Linked DNA regions of Homo sapiens: region 1 is linked to region 2. A link is a contact called in ENCODE Hi-C or POLR2A ChIA-PET data. All regions are on one chromosome and are shown on one strand. The core of a region is the stretch at or near the end of the contact, and the rest is flanking DNA. Distances in the headings are between cores, read along the strand shown.

Region 1 (3,082 bases), core at 327-2,826, 120 kb after region 2:
CACTCCAGCCTGCATGACCGCTCTTCATTTTCAGAAGGTGCGGCTCTAACTCAGAGCACATTTATTCAACTGAATGCATTTATGAGGAAGATCTTGAAAGCCTGTCTCCCTCTCTCCCTCCCAACACATCAAAAAATAATGGAATGTAAAACAATTGGCTGGTCTTCATCTTAAACTGGTCGGCTTAAGCTGGTCAGTGTCAACCAGGTTCAAGTTATGGAACTGTGTGTAAATGTTGAAAATGTATCATTGTATCTTTTTTTTTTTTTTTTAAGAGACAGGGTCTCCATATGCTACTATGACTAGCAGCATAGTCATAGCTCACTGTAACCTTGAACTCCTGGGCTCAGGTGATACTCCTTTCACCTCAGCCTGCTGAGTAACTGGGACTATAGACAGGCACCACCACGCTTGGCTAATTTTTTAATTTTTTGTACATATTGGAGTCTCACTATGTTGCCCAGGCTGGTTTCTTTCTTTTTTTTTTTTTTCTCCTGAGATGGAGTCTTGCTCTGTCACCCAGGCTGGAGTGCAGTGGCGCTATCTCAGCTCATTGCAAGCTCCACCTCCTGGGTTCACACCATTCTCCTGCCTCAGCCTCCCAAGTAGCTGGGACTACAGGCACCTGCCACCACGCCTGGCTAATTTTTTGTTTATTTTTAGTAGAGACGGAGTTTCACCGTGTTAGCTAGGCTGGTCTCAATCTCCTGACCTCGTGATCCACCTGCCTTGGCCTCCCAAAGTGCTGGGATTCCAGGCATGAGCCATGGTGCCCAGCTTGCCCAGGCTGGTTTCAAACTCCTGCCCTCAGGTGATCCTCCCACTTCAGCCTCCCAAAGCATTGAGATTAGAGGGGTGAGCCACCATACCTAGCCCTGTGTATTGTATCTTAAAAGGAAAATGTAATTATGGATTTATGGTATATTTTCTTTTTTTTTTGAGACGGAGTCTCACTCTGTCACCCAGGCTGGAGTGCAGTGGCGCAATCTTGGCTCACTGCAAGCTCCGCCTCCTGGGTTCACACCATTCTCCTGCCTCAGCCGCCTGAGCAGCTGGGACTACAGGTGCCCACCACCACGCCCAGCTAAGTTTTCTGTATTTTTAGTAGAGATGGGGTTTCACCATGTTAGACAGGATGGTCTCGATCTCCTGACCTCGTGATCTGCCCGCCTCAGCCTCCTAAAGTGCTGGGATTACAGGCGTGAGCCACCGCGTCCGGCCAATTTATGGTATATTTTCTTGCATTGAAACTGGAAACTCTTGCAACACATAAGTACATTATTCAACTTCCAGTTATTCAAGAAACACTCTAATTTTTTTAGCCATCATGTATTGCATAAAAACAGTGGGAGAGTTGATCAATTACTCACTGTTTATTTAAAGCTGTGGTTTAAACACTTTCTGTATAGTATCTCTTTATTGAAGGATTGTTGAGAGAGCTGGAATTACCTCTGTCACTCATCTTTGTGCTAAGAAACCCTGATGTGTGTTTTGTATTGGTTAGTTTTTGCTTCTCTACTGATGAACAGGATCTGATCAAGTTGAGCTTGCAGTAGAATAATTCACAGAAAAGTGCAGGGTGCGGTGAGTCACGCCTGTAATTCCAGCACTTTGGGAAGCCAAGGTGGGTGGATCACGTGAGGTCAGGAGCTCAAGACCAGCCTGGCCAATGTGGCGAAACCCCGTCTCTACTAATAGTACAAAAGTTAGCCGGGCATGGTGACGCGTGCCTGTTGTTCCAGCTACTCAGGAGATTGAGTCAGGAGAATTGTTGGAACCTAGAGACGGAGGCCGCAGTGAGCCGAAATCGCTCCACTGCACTCCAGCCTGCGCGACAGAGCAAGACTCTGTCTCAAAAAAGAAAAAAGAAAAAACAAAAAAGAATAATTCACAGAAAAGTTAAGAAAGGTTATCTATGGCCTCTTAATCTTCCTGATCTGAAACGGCAACTTGGGGTAAGGGAAGAATGTTGAGGAAGTGGAGCATAAAAAAAAAAAAAAAAGAGGAAGAAGAGAAAGAGAAGAGGGAGTGAGGGGGAGAGAGAGTGAGGAAGGAAGGGAAGAAGGGAGGGAGGGAGGAAAGAGAAAAGGAAAGAAAGAAGGAAGAAAAAAGGAAGGAAGAGAGAAAAAGAGAAAAGGTTGGTGTCATAAATAGTGTAAATATACTTAATAAGCAAGTGAAATCAAAGGCTGAGTAGTACGTCATACTGATGTCTAGTATTTTAAAATTTAGGCTGGGCACGGTGGCTCACACCTGTAATCCCAGCACTTCAGGAGGCAGCGGCGGATGGATCACCTGAGGTCAGGAGTTCGAAACCAGCCTGGCCAACACGGTGAAACCCTGTCTCTGCTAAAAATACAAAAATTAGCCAGGTGTGGTGGCGTGCACCTGTAATCCCAGCTACTCCGGAGGTTGAGGTAGGAGAATCGCTTGAACCCGGGAGGCGGAGGTTGCAGTGAGCCAACATTGTGCCATTGCACTCCAGCCTGGGAGACAAGAGTGAGACTCAGTCTCAAAACAGAAAAAAAATAAAAAACATTTTTAAAAAAAAGGAAAAAGGAGAAAAATTTGGACACAGAGACATGGACATACAAGGGGAGAAGGCAGGTGAAGATGTAGGCAGAGCATGGAGTAATGCATCTACAAGCCAGGGAAAAACAAAAATTGCTGGCAACCTCTAGAAGGTACAGGTGGCAAGGAAGGAATCTTCCCTAGAGGTTTAGAAGGGAGTCCAGCCCCGCTGACACCTTGATTTTGAGCTTCTAGTCTCTGGAACTGTGAAAGAACATGTTTTGGTTGTTTAAAGCTACTAAGTTTTTGGTAATTTGTCATTGCAGCCCTACGATACAAATATATTCACAATAAAATAAATGAAAATTAAAATTATACTGACATGCCATTTTTAACCCGCCACTTAGACAAAGATCAAAAAGCCTGATAACAGACTAAGTTAGAAAATGTGTTGGGAAATTGATTGCTTTTATTTGCTGCTGGTGGGAGTGAATGTAAACTGATATAATCTCTAGAAATTACTTGACAATTTCTATCAAAATTACAAATGCACATATCTTTTGACCCAGCA
Region 2 (2,770 bases), core at 206-2,705:
CCCAACTACTAGGGAGGCTGAAGCGGGAGAATCACTTGGCGCCAGGAGGCAGAGGTTGCAGTGAGCCAAGATTGCACCACTGCACTCCAGCCTGGGCGAAAGAGAGAGACTCCATCTTTAAAAACAAAACAAAACAAAAAGAATGCAAATTATCAGGCCCCACCCCAGATCTACAGAATCAGAAACTCTGGGGTAGGGCCCAGCAATCTGTTTTAATAAGTCCTCCCGAAGACTGGGAGGTACACTAGTTTGAGGAACGCTAGGGTATGTGTATGTGTTTAGGAGATGGGGTCTGAGTTCTCAACTCTACACAATCCTGTTCCACACTGGCGAGCCAGAGCCAATGGCCTCTACTTCCAGACATTATTTGAGGGGTTGGTTCAGGACTCAGGATAGAAGCTAAGCAAGGGAGTCAGGCTGGAGAATGAGGCTAAACAGGAAACAACCCCAGGCAAGTCTCCACCTCTCAGGGCCTCAGGGCCTCACCTGCAAAATGGGAAGAGCCGGGAGAAAGGGACTAGACTAGAAGTTCTTGTTTAAAGACCAGACAGTGCTCCAGGGACCCTTGAACAGGCCATCACTGTATACAGGAGTGCAATTTCTAGGGACATGGAGTCATAGCTTCCTTCACCTTTGCAAAGGTGTCCTCAGCTCCAATGATTAAAAACTTCAGGGCCCCCAGAGGATGTTAAAAGTCCCTCTTCAACATTACTTAATTTAATGAGAAAGTGGGAAAAAAAATCACTAGACAGTAATATACTTGTAAGCGATTTAGAGTTGGCAAGGGACTATCACCCAAGCCCACCAGGAAACAAAGGGGGAAACTGAGGTTCTGCTCAGCAAGAGGTAGGGGGAGGTGGGTCCTAGCCCAAGCATGCCCACACCTGAGAGTATTCCAAACCTTCTAGTTTCAGCAAAACATAAAAACCCCAATTCTGTTTGCTGTTACAAACACCAATTCCCCCTGGAGTTGATGAGAGTTCAGTGACTGTATCCAAGGGGTCGAAATTTGATAGGTTCCAAACAACAGACACATCAGTCAACAGCAGGAGATTTCAATGAAGGGTTGTAGGGAGAAGAATTAGGAAATGCCTGCTGGATTCGGTATCCTTCGGAGGGATGAGACAGCAGGGGGGCATTATTACTTAAATGCCCCCCACTCCAGTGGGGGCTGGGCCTCTGGTGATGATGGACTGGTGGGTGTACACCTGACTGTAGCCGTGGTACCCAGGCTCCATAAGGACCCTTTCCAGAAAGCTGAGTCAATTTTTTCTTCTTTAATGATTTAATTCTGACAAGGATGTATTGCCCAGTGCATTTCATCTATAAACTTTGAACAATGACAAACAGCCACTGTCGACTGAACCACTGGTTCACCCTGGATCTGAAAGACTTTTCTGCTGCCTTTTCTGAGGGAGTAGGACCTGTGACCCCGCCCGGCTGGCTCACTCACAACCCTCTGCCTCTCACCCATCCCCCAAAAATGAGTGGTTCTGAATGAGTTAACGTGGGTGAGGGAGGAATGCAGCCTTATGGAGAGGACAGAGCAGTGACTCAGGAAAACAGCTTGGCATGGAGCGGAAAGCAGCAGAATTTTCCTCTCCTTGTGACATTTTGCTGAAATTGTAACAATATGGGAAGGTCTACTGGGTATTAAGAACCAGGCATGAGGCCGGGCACGGTGGCTCACGCCTGTAATCCCAGCACTTTGGGAGGCCAAGGTGGGCAGATCACAAGGTCAGGAGTTCGAGACCAGCCTGACCAACATGGTGAAACCCCGTCTCTACTAAAAATACAAAAATTAGCTGAATGTGATGGTGAGCACCTATAATCCCAGCTACTCAGGAGGCTGAGGCAGGAAAATTGCTTGAACCCAGGAGGCGGAGGTTGCAGTAAGCCGAGATCATGCCATTGTACTCCAGCCTGGGCAACAGAACGAGACTTTGTCTCAAAAAAAAAAAAAAAAGGAACCAAGCATATGAGGAGATCCTTCCCAAGCCTGTGATCCACCAGAAATCATCCTGGAGCTCAGCACTTCCTGGATGTCTTTTGATTTAAGGGGCATCTTAATTCAAGATAACACAGGCTCATAGCTTTCCTGAGCCAAGAGTATGAAGAGCTAAGAGTTTCGGCCAGGTGTGGTGGCTCACACCCATAATCCCAGCACTTTGGGAGGCCGAGGCAGGCAGATTGCCTGAGGTCAGGAGTTCAAAACCAGTCTGGCCAACATGGTGAAACCCCATCTCTACTAAAAATACAAAAAAATTAGCCAGGAGTGGTGGTGTGCGCCTGTAATCCCAGCTACTTGGGAGGCTGAGGCAGGAAAATTGCTTGAACCAGGGAGGTGGAGGTTGTGGTGAGCCAAGATCGCACCACTGCACTCCAGCCTGGGTGACAGAGCAAGACTCGCTCTCAAAAAAAAAAAAAAAGAAAGAAAGCTAAGAGTTTCTTTTATTATATGTGATATTCTAGGCAATGTTCAAAATGCATTTCCTGTAGTCCCCACTAAGTCACCTGCCTGAGATCACAAAGCTACCAAGGAGCAGTGCTGGGATTTGAACCCAGGCAGTGAGGCTCCGAGGGCCAGAGCAGTACTGGGATTTCAACCCAGGCAGTGGGACTCCGAGGGCCAGCTTCTAATCTCTGTACCACATGGCCTTGTACCAGGAGGGCCTCATCCTCAGCCCTGTAGCAAGAGGACTCCCTAATTTAGGGTCTATGATTTAAGAGCACACTCTCATTTTGCCTTTTTTCCCCTAAACTGCAGATG

What was found. Hi-C counts contacts between places; a loop is a spot of excess contacts on that map. ChIA-PET counts read pairs that join two places held with the same protein, here RNA polymerase II (POLR2A).
Region 1: a loop to region 2 is called in a map of PC-9, with 3 times the contacts of the local background. The contact joins two enhancer-like sites. A Hi-C loop is called at or near these places in 1 of 168 maps with a recorded cell type or tissue (PC-9). POLR2A ChIA-PET finds 5 or more read pairs at or near these places in 6 of 52 experiments (AG04450, H1, IMR-90 and 3 more).

Annotation. Positions count from the first base shown.
Region 1 is chr20:47,431,020-47,434,101 of GRCh38, forward strand. No RefSeq gene overlaps it. Among named protein-coding and RNA genes, the nearest start is that of LINC01754, 20 kb to the left of the region's middle. Within about 2 kb of position 1,577, at least 5 of the 41 ENCODE cell types and tissues checked have a DNase peak (open chromatin) inside an H3K27ac peak, as active enhancers do; they include PC-9, where a contact is called at or near this core.
Region 2 is chr20:47,314,381-47,317,150 of GRCh38, forward strand. All of the region lies in intron 2 of ZMYND8 (zinc finger MYND-type containing 8), which reads right to left. Among named protein-coding and RNA genes, the nearest start is that of ZMYND8, 41 kb to the right of the region's middle. RefSeq lists enhancers at 2,107-2,770, 2,360-2,770. Within about 2 kb of position 1,456, at least 15 of the 41 ENCODE cell types and tissues checked have a DNase peak (open chromatin) inside an H3K27ac peak, as active enhancers do; they include PC-9, where a contact is called at or near this core.